Regions from separate parts of the Homo sapiens genome. Here regions 2 and 3 are each linked to region 1. A link is a loop called in an ENCODE intact Hi-C map of the cell type or tissue named here. Cell type or tissue: PC-9. All regions are shown on one strand.

Region 1 (5,000 bases):
AGAATTGACTAATTCTCATCAGGAACAGGCAAGATGCTCAAGCGGCCACTCTCTGCTGCAGCCCCCACACTTCTGACTCACAGCAAGCTCCCAGTGCCTCCCTCAGGAGAAAAAAATGTGAAATGTTTTGGCTGGAACTCAATGGCCAAGAATCTCACCACCTGCCATACTTTTTTAGGGAGTGCTATTAATTTGACAATAGTCCTTGTTTTTTTGTTCTCGCACAGACTGTCTGGGTTGCGGAGAAGCTGGCCTGGCAGAAGGAAGTGGGGCTTTTGCAAATAGTTTCCAGCATGGATCCTGTTCTCAGCCTGGCAGCTCCCACACACTGTCTCTCAAAGTAACCCGAAGCAGATATGCTAAGAGACTCCAGCGTTTTCAAATTGTTCTCTTGGCTCACAGGATGAGCTGGAAGCCCTTGAACATATCACCAGGGTTGAGATTGGCAGACATCCCCTCAGAAGATGCTGAGTTCTCTGTTTCACTTGGCCGGGTCACTAGGGGTACTGGCTGAAGTGGAAGCTGCTAGGCAAAAACAGTCCAATGGCCCTGGGTTTTGGCAAAGTCTCTAGAAGGATTTCTTAAATGTTCTGGTTTTAGCAGAGGCCAAATTATCTTTCTGAAGTATGTGCTCCCTTAATATCAAAACTTTCACATTTCATGGGAAATTCAAACCATATGTTTCCGTGCTATTTACCTTTAATGTACTCAAATGCCATCTTGTAAGAGAAGTTTGATTTCAGGAAAAAAATTGAGTCATCAATAAGCCCCCTTTCCTTGAGTCACGAATCAGTATTTTTCTTTTTTCTTTTTTTTTTTTTTTTTTGCAAATTCCCCCAAATCTCCCATGCAAAGAACTCAGGTTGGATCCTAAGTCCTTGGACCAGACATTTCCAGAAGGAACATTTTAAATTCAATTATGTTCTAAACTCTTCATGCTTTCTTTCATCCATATTTACAACCATAAATTGTAGCCACACAGTTACTAGAAGCAAAGAAGCCAAATAGATGTTGAAATGATGACGCTGGCGCTGGAGCGATGTGATTGTAGTCAATGTTTTGTTTTGTTTATTCTTGACTGATAAAGATCATTTCACAGTTTATTTTTAGTCTTGTTCATAGAAATGGCATTGTTCCTTGAGTACAAACGAATTAAATTTGTATTTAGAATTGTCATTTCATTTAAGTGGTACAGAGACTTATGATTTCATGCATTTGGGTAATAAACCAATTTTACCATGGCCCTGCCAGGTGCCAGTCACAGGGGAAGTCACATACATGAGATGTGACCACTGGTGGGAAAACACAAGGTCAAATGGGGAACTGAGTTTCTAATACACAGTCAGAAATGCGCGACCAGTGATTGGGAAAAAGATCAGATGCAGATCCAGATTGATTTACGGAGAGCATGCATGTTTACTGATTGTATAACAATCCAGTGGCTTCTTAAAAGTAAAAACCAGCAGAGATAAGCAGGCCTATCACAAGCTCAGAAAAGACATGTGCAGTGTAGTCACAGCCTTTTAATCAGATGTATAAAGAAACAGCCAAGGTTATGAGCTCTAGAATCAATGCACCTGCATTTGAATCCTAAGTGCAAAATGACAGAATAAGTCAAGAGAAAGGCAGGCCTAGACCCCGGGTTTCCTGACTCTGAAGCCAGTGTTCTTTGACAGTAATAAGCAACATACACCACAATTCCCTCCACCTACTTCATCTCCAGATCTGGACAGTGACCGTTGTACTACATAGTGCTGACTTACTAAGTAAAGTCACCAGTGAAGTTCCTTAGAAACAACAAAGCTTTGAGACATATATTTTTCTAGACATTACCCATTAAACTACAGCAACTAGGTAATCCATTCCATGGTAACATTACCTACAAAAATTGGTTTTTACTCAGTTATCTAGAAAATAAACAACAATAAATCTCCAAGGAGCCTTGGTAGGGAAGCATCTCTGCCTTCTCTTCAGTCTGACTGTGCTTCTCACATTAGGGTGAGGTCAGTCTTGGAATCTGTGGCAGTGAACCTGGTTTTATGCAAATCCAGGCACAAATATGGTACCTCTCCTGGGAGGGTCAATTCTACTGGAAATTTGGAGGGAAACATTATTTTGTATTAGAGACACAGAGACAGCAAAATGCAACATTGCCTGAATTAAAACAAGGCATAGAGCTTACAGTTTTGTTTTAAAACAATAGCTTACATTTATGGAGCCCTTAAATAGAGGAACTTAACATATATTAAGGATTAACATCTATTAACTTAACCTTCAGAGTAACTCAATAAGGAAGATAAAATCGTTGAAGCCAACAAGAATCCAAACTGAGAGAGGCAACAGAAGTTATCCAAGACACGCAGCTCCCAAACGTATAGGGATTCAAATCCAAGACACTCTACCCCAGAACCCATAAATATAACCACTATGTTACATTGCCTCTCACTCTGGTATTTACTGGAAAGACAGTTTTAGCTATGTCACCATAAAGCAAGGGAGTATTCATTCACTCTCTCCTGTTGGCTTTGAGTACACAGTGGAAAATTTTGAGACGCCTTGGATTCTAGCTTCCCCCATGGCTGGTGGCAGTTATATAACATGCACATCAGTAAAACAGCTGAATTGCAAATAGTCTACTAACCTGGAAGGAATGTCTGAATGCCTCCCACACCACAATGGTGCTAATTCAGTTGGGAGAGTTTTGTGGGTTTGCTCTGATTTTATTGAAATAAAGGGTTTGGCTATCATAGTTGGTAACTTGAGTGTGTCTTTTGATCCATGTAGAAATAGCTCATCTAAATGACATTTACATGTTATTCTTAACTGCCTGCGGAATCAGATAATCCTTTCCCCAGAAGGATGTCGGCAGCCTCCATAATTTGTGAAGGAAAAGCATCCGGGAACGAACATGCTGTCAGGCGTGCCTTGAGGCATGATTTCTGGGTTGATGATTCACATACTTTTATAGCTTTGGTTTTTCACGGTCTTTGTTTTTAAAAAGCAATTTGAATGTACGTGAGCTTTATGACTGTGTGTATTCTTAGGGAGGCATTTGAGAGTATTTTTCCCCACATATTTAGGAACTCAGAATGTAATCTGGGAGACAGTAGAATTTGATTTGAGGTTAGAGAGTGCCCAGGTGAATGAGAAGGCTGGAACCTCCTGTTCCAATAGGCCAGCTCTGAACTGTGCCAGGGATAAATAGACCAGGAAAAAATATTGTGTCATAAACCCAGACCTTGACTTTTCACCAAAGGTCTCACCAAATGGCGTAGGGCTGTCTCAGGGCCCGAGTGTTCTGTGCAGGATGTGAAAGTTCAACATGGAAGAATTCCAAAATGTATGACTAGTCTGAAGTCAGAGGAAAAGTACCATGCAGGCTCTGATTCACTTAGAACTCAGGGATCTGTTTGCAAAGGCAGTGGAAGAGACACAGACATTAATGTAAGTAACTCTGCCTCAGGTGTACAAGGGGAGCAGTAAAGGCCACCGCCAGGAGGCCATCAATCTGGCCAGAGCCTTGGTCAGTAGCTTTAGCAACGCATGTGTGTTGATCTGAGACTTACTTGCCTGGCAGCACTCTTCCCATGCCCAGTGTCTCACGTCCAGGTGGTAACTGTCAGTCCTGCCCTCTTGACATTCCTCAAGGCCAGCCTCATTCTACTCCCACACTCTCCATAGAGCCTCCCCATTTCTCTCCTGGATACCTGGAATAGCCTCCCACCTAAGTCCGTGGCTCCCTGCTGAGCCTCACTCTGCAAACTTTCTTATCCCTAGCTTCCAGGGACATCTTTCTAATACACAGTTCTGATTGTGTCTCTGCCCTGTCAATAAAATCTTGGGAAGCATTGCATGACAATAAGGAGTTGTCCTTATTGTCATGGCATGGATCACCCTTGATCCACGATCCTGGGCTTTGCCTCCCTTTGTGCCCCTCTTTCCACACACCACACTCTGTTCCATTGGCGTGCTGGACTCTCAGATTCTGTGCCTTTGCTGATAGCATGTGTTCTCTCTGCCTGTGACATATCTGACCTCACACCCACACTGCTTCTGGCCTGCTGGGTTAACACATTTGTGTTCTCCAAGCCTCAGATATTGTGGCTGCCCCCAGGCCACCTCTGTTGGTTTCTCCAGGGTCTTTACACACCCTCCCCTGTCAACGCAGGCTATCCTGTTGAAACCACCTTTGCAAAAATTATAGTAGTAACAAAATTATGGTAGTAAAAGATCTGATCAAACCCATCCTTATCTTGCCTTTCCCTTAATTATTCCTGGGCTTTTGGGTTAAGCTAACTTTGAGAGACATTTAGTTTATAGTTTAAATGATAATAGGCCTTCCCCCAAACTCAACTACCTCTGTAAAGTGAATGAAAGGGCATCACCTGGGGGAGAAGGGGAATCTGAATTTTGGTAAGGTGTAGACATAGATGATTGCCAGCCATTCCTGCAAATAACTCCACTATTGTAGAACCTAAGATCGGCCAATTGAGCTATCTTTTCAGGTTTTTTGCGTGTCTGACACACATGGCTCTACTTGGGCCCACTGACCCTTGCTCCTATGACCCCCATCCAGAAGCAACTGAGCTCAAGTGGACACTGTTGACCCCCTGTAATTTCATCTCTGCCCCGATTCGGCAGCAAACACCCATTACCTGGCCACCCCCACCCTCTCCCACAGACTGTCTTTGAAAAACCCCTGACCTACGAGCCTTGGATGAGATTGATTTGAGTAGTAACTCTATGTCCCACGTGGTATGGCCAGACTTCCATCCATTAAACTCTTCCTTTACTGCAACGTCATGCTCTTTATTTGTGCAGTGGGCAAGAAGAACCCACTGGACAGTTATACTGTCACTGCCACAACAGAGTGACTCATCTCTGTACCATGTCATTTTTTACCTGACTGTCTCTCCCTCTGCACTATGAGCTCCTCAAGGGCCAAAACAGTGTCTTATGTGCCACTGTGTCCACAACACCTCACATTGGGCCCAACCCTG
Region 2 (5,000 bases), 140 kb before region 1:
GAATGACTGAGTTAATGTTATCTATAAATAATATCATTTGATATTTTGAATAAAAAAATTTAAGCCCTAAAAGGATTATTATGCTACTTTTATAAGAATTTTTCTATTAACAACCGTATCTGAAATTTGCAGGTTAAAATTTCAAAGTCCTATGACAGTCCTTTTCTGTCATTTCTGGAAACACACTTGCTAAATTAACTTTGAGTTTAAAGTGCCGTCAAGCACCCAAAAAACTGCTATTGCTGGACTGATGCCAAAGGTTCCCAATTTCTAGGTGTCAGGTGTGTTTGGATAGAGGCTTCAGTTCAAGTTTATTTGTTCTATGACAACAATTTTAAAAATCGTACCTATCTCTGAGCCTTCAGGCCTATCACAGACACAAGAAATTCCACATCTTGTGAAAAATGTGTCATTTGCATGGCATTTTCCCTTTGAGAATATGTGTGTGCACTTTCTGTGCCAAAGACAGTAGAAAGTGTAACAGAGCATGTGCTGGGTGAGGGAATGAGCTGCGGCTGAGCAATGCACTTCAACTGCTTGTGGAAACTCTCGACTGGGGATTGTCTGTTTCTTCCCTTTAGATCAACAAAGAAGTATCCAGTTTACTCAAAGTACCAGTGTTGAATCTGTGCAAAACATTGAGTCCTTTGTCTGATTCAAAACCCACATCTCTTGTATTAAGCATGTAATTATGCACCATAATAATGTCTCACGTTTTCCCAAGATTTTATATTTAACCAATTTCATGTCAATTATATCACTGAACACTAATTCCCTTTCCCCATCCTGTCCCATTCTCTTGCACTGCCAACTCTTCCCTCAGAACACATACTCAAGAAGCATGGAATGTTGACCATGTTTGGAGGTTGAGGAAACGGACATTTGCAGAGGGTGAATGATGCCCCAAAGTTAGAGAAACACCAACTAGAGAAGCAACTGTGTAAACAGACTATGAGCTGATGGTTTTGTTTTTAGGGACACAGCTCAAATTCCCTAGGACTGTGCTTTGCTTATAGTACACCATTAGATGGAAGCCCAGCTCTTGCACAGTGATTTCTGGCACCTCTGAGTGTAGAAGTATTTCTCCTTCTTCAATCTCCCTCCATACCTGCCTCCCCAGGCTCCATAAACTTCTCCCTTATGATGCCCTGCCATCTGCTATTTCCAGAATCCACTCACAGATGTGCCTCTTCTACCAATAAACTGTGAGCATGTGAAGGGCAGTGCCCATGGCTGACTCTTCCCTGTATCTGTTGACCCCACCCCAAGTATTAATGTAGGTCCTGGGGCGGAATGATGTTTGATAAGTGAGCATGAAACAGGACCCATTACGGCGAGCAGTTTAAGATGAGGAAAATTAAGAGTTGGAAGGGAACTAATATGTATTGATCCCCTATGCATGCCAGGCTATAGCCTCAGTCCTTTACAGTTATTCTCCACTAATTTCTGACTTCCTATTACCATCCTCATCATAAAGAGGAAGAAAATCCCACTCAGCGAGATTAAGTCATTTGCCAGTCATCAGGATTTGCATCCAGATTGGGCAATTCCCTAATCGGTACTCTTTGTACTAAAAGACAACCCCAGGTGAATTGGCAGGATCCAAAGACTAATCCTATTTATATTCATCACAGGAGCATAATGTACCAAATACCTGAGAAGAAACAGGATAGGAAATTTTCTGTGTGTATTTTATCTGTGCAGGGAGCATTGGGGTCTATTTTCATTGGCTTTATCCCCCTTTTTTTTACTTAAAACTAATAACAACTGAATATTTTCCACTGGCGTATAAATGGATGTCTCAATTGCAAAGGTGCCGACAGCTCAGTCTTACTTAACTTTCAGTTTAGGTATCCACCCTGCATTGCACAATCATCAAATGAGATATGATGCAATTTTTTTTAAACAGACTTTGCAAAACAAGTATTGAGTAACCAGAATCTCTTTTTCCTTGTATGTGCCTAGCAACCTTGCAGGTCTGTTTGACAGGAAAAATTTGCCCTTGGACAGCAATTCAGAAAGATACTTAAAGGCTGAGAAAAGCATGAGGCTCTGGAGTGTCGCAATCAGTGGGTCAGGCTGATTAACCAAAAAGGAAGTGCTTGGGCTCCCCCGTTGCTCCGCCCCTCTCTGTGTAAGGCAGCAGGGTCAGAGAGAGAAGCCAAATTTATCTGACACATTCCTCTGTTTACTTTGTGGACTGTAGAGCTTGGTGAAAAGCTTTCTCAGATATATATATTATATATAATATATATTATATATATTATATATTATATATATATTATATATATATTATATATATTATATATATTATATATATTATATATTATATATATAATATATATATATTATATTATATATATTATATAATATATAATATATTATATATTATATAATATATTATATATATTATATATTATATAATATATATATACACACACACGTACATATATGTATGTGTATATATAGTATATATGTATATATATAGTATATATGTATGTGTATATATAGTATATATATATGTATGTATATATATAGTATATATATTATTGTTAAAAGAATGATGCAACATTGCAGAAATTTTTGAAAAGTGAAAAATTAATCATGCATCATTTCATCACCCCAACAAATGTGTTTTCGGTTTTATTTATTTCCTTCCAGGCGTCCTCCTCATTCATACATATTTTACACACTGGGACAGAATCCAGGAAACACCATCTGCTGAGCACTATTTGGTCAGAAACTGGACTCAATGATTTAGATTTTTAATCAAATTTATTTCTGACAAAATTCCTCCAAGGTCAAAAGATTGTCTCCATTTTACAGATTAAAATGCAACCACTACCTAAGAAAATATTAGTACCTGCCTGAAGTTCCCGGGTCAAGTCATGAATCTGGGATTCAAATACAGTTTTGTTTGCCCACAGAACCAGTGGTTTATTCTACATCGTCACTCAGCTTTATATTTTTCTTATTTACCATTATATATAAGTATGTTATTTTATGATACTCATCTATATTAATATGTTAATATATGTAATCTAAGTACTAATGATGTGTCACCATTTACTCTACAATATTAAGTTTTGGAGCAGATATTAATCTCAGCCTGCAAAAAATCAATTTTGCAAGAATGTAATTGTATTTTCTGTACATGGGCAATATTCATTTCAAACCTCTGTTTTGCTACATGGTAGAAACTTAATCTCATCAATTGGGGACTTACACTCCTGAAACCTGTAAAATTCCAGAGATTGTTTTTGTGTTCCATGTTCTTAATTAGTGCCATGCTTGGGTAAAAAGCCACGCATGTGGCTTTTATGTTTACCTCTCTCCATTGTAACATCCCCTGGGATGGCCTGATACCCTTCCAACTCCTAGTTATCGGTCCTTAAATGCCACTGCGCATCCTCCTTTGCCCGACTGCAAAGCCTGTGCACTTCCGGCTTAAAGTAGCCACTCCTAGGCCTCTCTTCAGAGCAAGAAACAGGAGTAGCAGGACTGAGTGAATTGGTTTTCCACGCCTTCATGGCTCTGGCTTTCCATGGTCTTGCTTTCTCATTAGTTGGATTCCTATTTACAATGGATCTGCTGCATTTCCAAAGAAGACTCTCAGCCACATGCTACAAAGTTATCAGCAGCGGCTGTGATGATTGGGATGAAACGTGGGATGTGTCAAGGCAAGAGAGGACACTCAAGTGGTGGCTCACACCTGTAATCCCAGCACTTTGGGAGGCCGAGGCAGGCGCATCACGAGGTCAGGAGATCGAGACCATCCTGGCTAACCCAGTGAAACCCCGTCTCTACTAAAAATACAAAAAAAAAAAAAAATTAGCCAGGCGTGGTAGCGGGCGCCTGTAGTATGAGCTACTTGGGAGGCTGAAACAGGAGAATGGCGTGAACCCGGGAGGTGGAGCTTGCAGTGAGCTGAGATCACGCCACTGCACTCCAGCCTGGGCAACAGAGCGGGACTCCGTCTCAAAAAAAATAAAATAAAATAAAATAAAAAAGAAAAGAAAAAAAAAGAAGTGTAGCCTCCTTACAGATGACCAGTGAGTGGATGCATTTTATTAGTTCTCTGGAGAAACAGAAACTATAGGATGAAGATGTAGATATATAAAAATGAGATTTATTTTAAGAAATGGCTCTGATGATTGTGGGGGCTTGGAGAGTCCAAAATTTGATAGGGGAAGCTGGCAGGCTGAAAACGGGAAAGAGTTTCAGTTTGAGTCCAAAGACAGTCTTCCAGAGAATTCCTTCTTGCTGGGAGAAGGGAAAGTCAGTCTTATCAGTCTTACATTCTATTCAGTCCTTCAGTTGGTTGGTTGAGGCCCACTTATAAATGTGGAGCACCATGAGCTTTACTCAAAGTCCAGCATTTTAAATCTCACCGAAAACACCCTCACAGAAACATCCAGAATAATGTTCTATGACATATCTGGGCACTGTGACCCAGACAAGTTGACACATAAAATTAACCATTACAGCATCCCTTGCATGAGCTGGCACCATAAACATAAACAGCAAAAAGGGGATACCTCCCCGAGGCCCCCCCGCCGGGACACCTCCCCGAGGCTCCCCCGCCGGGACACCTCCCCGAGGCTTCTCTGCCGGGATAACTCTCCGAGGCCTCTCTGCTGATTATTCTAATCCACCTTCTCAACTTTTTAGGATTACTCCAAGAAAGGGCATTTTCTTTAATTAAAAAAAAGCAAAGCGATAAACAAAAAAAAAATCCTGTATTTACAGCACATTATTTAATTCATTTGAGAAATATTAACAGTTCCAGGCACTATTCATCTCTATAGATTCACAGGTGAATAAAATCCTATTATTTTTGTCTTAAGGAATTGACTTAACGCAAAGATAGAAAACTAAACAAGAAACAAGAAACACTACAATAATTGCTTAAACTGCAATAATCAAAGGTACTAAGGGACTTTTCCATTTTGGTCTTTCATTAATTTTCCTTTACTGGTTTTCAAGTTAATGTTATGCCA
Region 3 (5,000 bases), 460 kb after region 1:
GGGGGCACCGGCACTGTCACTTATCATCCGCCCCTCACACCTGCGCTTCACAGGCAGTTCACTCCATTAAGCACAGCGTGTTCTGGATTCTGGTTGATCACAATTTCTGGAGAAACATAAAAGAGCAAGGATGTTAGGATGAACTGCCGCCTCCACTGCTGAGTGGGTCCCAAGTTTGTCTCCGAAACTCACCATTTCCCTTTTCCACCAGCGATACAACATTTCCCTCCCCAGCAGCTGGGAGGTCTGCTGAGCTATGTGGATTTTCCTGAGGGAGATGGTACCCAGATCTTCACCTGGGGCAGCGGGGTGCAGGGAGGGTCTAGCCCCCGGGTTTCTTGTTCTTATTAGGCCATAGCTGCGGAACCTTTCCATTTCCTCTTAGAATTGAGTGTGGGAGTGCCGGGGGTGCCCAAGGGATCACCTGATGCCCAACACATTTCCTCCTGCCCCCACTGTGAAGCATTATGAAAGCAGCAGCTCACTGTTTCCTCGTGATGAGCACGGTTCATTACTCTTTTTTGTTTGTTTCTTTCTTTCTTTTTGAGACAGAGTCTTACTCTGTCACCCAGGCTGGAATGCAATGGCGCAATCTTGGCTCACTGCAACCTCCATCTCCCAGGTTCAAGCAATTCTCCTGCCTCAGCCTCCCGAGTAGCTGGGAATACAGGTACCCACCACCACGCCCAGCTAACTTTTTAGTAGAGACGAGGTTTCACTATGTTGGCCAGGCTGGTCTCAAACTCCTGACCTCAGGTGATCCACCTGCCTCGGCCTCCCAAAGTGCTAGGATTGCAGGCATGAGCTACCATACCTGGCTGGGTTCATTACTCCTACCGAGGTAGTAACTCCTTTCCTTGCCCAGTGATCTATTGGCACATGAACCCAAAATGACCGGGCAGCAACTGCAGCTTTACGTTTAGTGGGCTCTTTACTGTATTCCCTGATGGTATTAATAATTATTTCCCCTCCGGGCACCAAGAGCTTTAGATCCTCAGAGCCTAAAATTGCAGAGACAGACACAAATCCCCACGTGATTGCTCGGGGTGATGGGGAGCAGAGCCACTGCTGCTTCCATTTCGGGGTTCCTGGACCCACCCCTTCCATCTATTCTGCAGCAGGGCTCACTCCAGGGACTACACCTGCTCTGTCTTCTCACTCCCCTTTGCGCAGACTTTGAGAGCAGGGTTCATTTGTATTGCTCTGTGTACATACACTCACTCCCACTGCCCTGCATCAGTAAGGCCACTGATGGAGGAGAAAGGTGCTTTCACATGCCACATATGCCACACCTCTGAGTGGTATGGCTCATTTTCCTCAAGCAAAATATCAGGACCATGGTCCTAATACCTAACACCAGGATGATGGGTCAGGATGTTAAATTGGAGCCAACTCAGGATATCTACAAAAGCAAAATGGCTACTCAATTTGGGTAAAGAGCTGGCAAAGTTAAAAAATATCATAAGCAGTCTATATGTGGTCAGGAAGAAGGGGGACACCGAAGACCAGGATATATAAAGGCTCTGATCCTGGCGGAAATTCAACTTTGGAAATTAGGCTCATTTCTCTGCCAGGCCAGGCTCCCCTTATTTGGAAATCAGGGCAGCGAGATTGTCACCTGGGGTCACAGCAATGCACCAGGTCTCTGTCCCAAGGACCACAGTCTGTCCAGGCTCTGGGAGTGGAGGATGGGCTGGGCAGGGTGTGTGTATGGAATGTGCTAGACAATGGCCAGCTCCCTGGCCACAGCCAACCCTGAATATCCTGCCTTGGCCAGAAGGGTCCTGGAGAGGAAGCAGACACCGAACAATTGGGAAAGGTCTAAAAACCGCAGGAGTCGGCTGAATACAGCCAAGAGGCTGCCCAGTGATGCAATTCATGGGAGACAAAAAAAAAGAAAGAAAGAAAAGGAAAAAAAAAAAAAAAAGAAAGAAAAAAGAGCCCTCCAATCCTACCCAGGAGCATTCATCATTCAGCGTGACCTTCCAGGAATCTGCTGACAGACACAAAGTGTTTTGTGTAACTTTCTGCCTGGGACCTGGAATGACTGACGTGTCCCAGAGAAGGGGCGGAAGGGAGCTGGATGGTGGGGAGACTGGGGGAGGCGGGCAGCCTCGGTTCCCTGCAGGGGATTGTTGGGCACCATCTGCTGGTGGCAAGGGGAACGACACCCCACCTCTGACCCAACAAAGGAAAGCAATGTCTTGGGAAGCAAGTACTGAGGGAGGGCGTCGGGGAGAGGAACACAAACACACTTCTCACCTGCTGAGCCAGAGGCTTCCACAGGTACCTTCTGGTTAGGAAAGAGTTGCTATGCCCATCTTACAGATGGGAAACTGAGGTTCAGGGAGGTGATTAATTTCACCAAGGGTAAGAATGGACGAATTTGTTGCCATTGAATAACCATTCCTTGTTCTGAACTCATTCACAGAGGCTGGAATAGTTCCTGGAACATAAATGCTGGCTGAGTGAATGGCTGAATATGGCTTGAGAAGTAACTTGTGTTTTTGTACTATGCCTGTCTGAACCCAACAAAATAGGAAAAAGTCAATGCAAACCGAGAGTGGTGGCTGCGATTGCAGATGGCTCTCCGGAAACGCCCAGTGCATGACATCCTCCCCGCCTCCTGTTTCATCTGACAAGATTACAAACTACTTCAAAGCCTAGGGTAGGTTTTACTCCTTGTTGACCTCAACCTAGCATTTAGCTGTCCTGGAGGGGCCACAGAAGGAAGAAAGACGATGGAGCTGCATAGGCAGGCACCAGATTTCAAAGAGTCTCAAACCGGTGCAAGGTGACAGGTGACAGGCTACCACTGAAGTTCTGAAGAACCCTTTGCTATTGTGACAGCTTTTCGCCAGCCACCCAGTTGTTTCATGTCTCAGTGGAGGACCCTTATCTTCTCAAAGGTCTAGTGATATTCAGGTACATCAAGCCTTTTCATGCTGAATTCTACCAACATGTCCATCCATCCCGTCCTAATCCCACCCCCCGACACACACACACACACACACACACACACACACATCCTTCCCCCAAACACAGAAACATACCTACACACCAACACTCCTACACACAGGCAAAAACTTCACCAGTCATCAACTGTTACACAGTAAACATCAACATCTCTAAACGCTGAGATAGGTAACATCTTTGAATCCTTGCAATTAATTCCTCCATTATCCATTATTCCTCCATTCTCTCTGACTGGGATGAACATCGCCCTCGGGCAAACTCCCGTTCAACCGTCAAGGCCTATATCCAACATCACCCCACTCTTTGAAACCTTTCCCTACCCCATCACCATTTAGTGTTCCCTTCTCTGACTACCCGGGGAATATGTTTGGAGTTGACAATAACACTTAAAGCATTGTCTTCATGTGTGCATGCTGTTGATGTAAGTAGTAAGAGTTCATTGAATGAATAAATGAACAAATGAACACAGTTTCTTAAAATCCTCTAAGAAAAAGAAAAGGAATTGAGCCAGCTGGAAAGGGAACCTGGCCATCACCAGCCGCTGCAATTCTAGCTTTGGACCCAGGCAGCTCTCAGCCCCTTGGCCTGACCTGGCACCTTTCCACAGATGTGACTGACTGCCCTTCTCAATGTGGGAGGGAAAAGGGAGGCCCCTAACTAATGGAGGGAAATGCACAACTAGTCATCGAGAAAAATTACCTTCAAAAAACAGCAGCATGTCAGAAGCTTTGAGAGCTGAAAGTTTCAACATCCAGCAAATCTCCCCAGACACTTTTAGGCCAGCATTGAACACTCATTTCTTGTTCTCAGGCTCTGACCTGTCTTGGTATTTACCTAGAAAAGATGACTTCCAGACTGCCTGAGAGACATGCACCGTGACTATTGATTAAATGAATGATTTTTAGATGAGAGCATGAAAATAGCCAAAAACCAGTAGTCAATCCACTCATCCAAGATTTTCAGCCTTGTCCCGAGCCCCTAAGTTCTGGATTGGAATGATCCCTCCAGGAAGAAGAAGGACACCAACATTTACTGAGCATCTACTATGCCTCTGCCACTGTAGCTGCACAGCTCGGCTTCAGGGTAGATGTTATCCTTTCCTGACAGATTAGGAAAGAAGCTCAGAGAGGTGAAGTAATGTGCCCAAGGGTACTCAGCTTGTCTGTGGGGCAGCAGGGCTCACTCCGAGGGCATCGAGGCCAGTGCCCTGCCCACTCCACAGCCTCTCCCTGCACACTGAGGGGGCTAGAGACCAGGTAGGAGAGACTACTCACTTCCTTGGGTTATTTTTCTCTAAATTACCCCTTCTCGACTCCTCATCCCATGTGGGAATGATATCAACTCTGAAAAGGGTTTGAGAGAAACTTCTATCTACTGAGAGAGAAACAGCAGAAAGGACAGCAGAACTGGAACCCATTGTTATTCATTCAACAGGCACGTGTGCTGCAAGCCCACTGTGGGCCAGGTGTGGACCGGTGGAGAGTTGATGCAAGGCCTGCCTCCAGCGGGGCTCTGCCCATCCCATCCTTGGCACAGCATGGGAGAACCAACACAGCCCACTCCTTAACTGGGGAACATAATACTAACTAAGCTTGCAACTAGACATGCCACCAGATTTAAGTAGAGCTTGGCAAAGGCAGAAAAGCCAGAAGATCGTATCTTGCTGGCTGTGAAACTAAGTTTCAGGCTAGCAAACCCTTGCTCAGCCTTCCAGAACAGTATTACCATGAAGCGTTCAGAAACACTCATTGCAAAAGCCAAAAATCACCTTATTTGGGGAACATAGAGGCAAGGAAAAATGCTGAGTGTGGATCTTATAGAGAGAATAACTGGCACATCCAAACAGCAAGACCTTCCCTCTGGGAGAGCAGAATCCCCATCAGCAGCAGAGATATTTGCACCTTTATTTCCCATTTATTTATTCATTAACAAAAATGCATAGAGTGACTACCAGGTCCCAGGCCCTGTCCTAGGCACTGGAGCTGCAGCAGGGACAAAATGGACCAAATGTCTCAGCCACACAT

What was found. Hi-C counts contacts between places; a loop is a spot of excess contacts. Peaks named below come from ENCODE experiments on the same cell type or tissue, not always from the same donor. Only the 100,000 strongest peaks of a DNase experiment are listed, where the experiment ranks them.
Region 2: a loop joins it to region 1, with 4 times the contacts of the local background. A loop is called at or near these places in 4 of 110 quality-filtered maps.
Region 3: a loop joins it to region 1, with 11 times the contacts of the local background. A loop is called at or near these places in 28 of 110 quality-filtered maps.

The regions. Positions count from the first base shown.
Region 1 is chr2:12,316,564-12,321,563 of GRCh38, reverse strand. All of the region lies in intron 4 of MIR3681HG (MIR3681 host gene), which reads right to left. Among named protein-coding and RNA genes, the nearest start is that of MIR3681, 120 kb to the right of the region's middle. In PC-9, no CTCF peak of the experiment used is centred here; DNase peaks (open chromatin) are centred at 2,763, 2,953 and 3,283; H3K27ac peaks cover 3,336 bases.
Region 2 is chr2:12,453,504-12,458,503 of GRCh38, reverse strand. All of the region lies in intron 4 of MIR3681HG (MIR3681 host gene), which reads right to left. All of the region lies in intron 1 of LOC105373431 (a long non-coding RNA gene), which reads left to right. Among named protein-coding and RNA genes, the nearest start is that of MIR3681, 260 kb to the right of the region's middle. In PC-9, no CTCF peak of the experiment used is centred here; a DNase peak (open chromatin) is centred at 1,983; H3K4me3 peaks cover 797 bases; H3K27ac peaks cover 2,497 bases.
Region 3 is chr2:11,860,956-11,865,955 of GRCh38, reverse strand. LOC105373430 (a long non-coding RNA gene) reads right to left here. Exons shown (of 5, transcript XR_922803.3): 5 at 1-106. Among named protein-coding and RNA genes, the nearest start is that of MIR4262, 26 kb to the right of the region's middle. RefSeq lists a silencer at 2,104-2,153 and an enhancer at 2,424-2,473. In PC-9, CTCF peaks have their summits at 1,943 and 2,153 (motif pointing left); a DNase peak (open chromatin) is centred at 2,015; H3K27ac peaks cover 734 bases.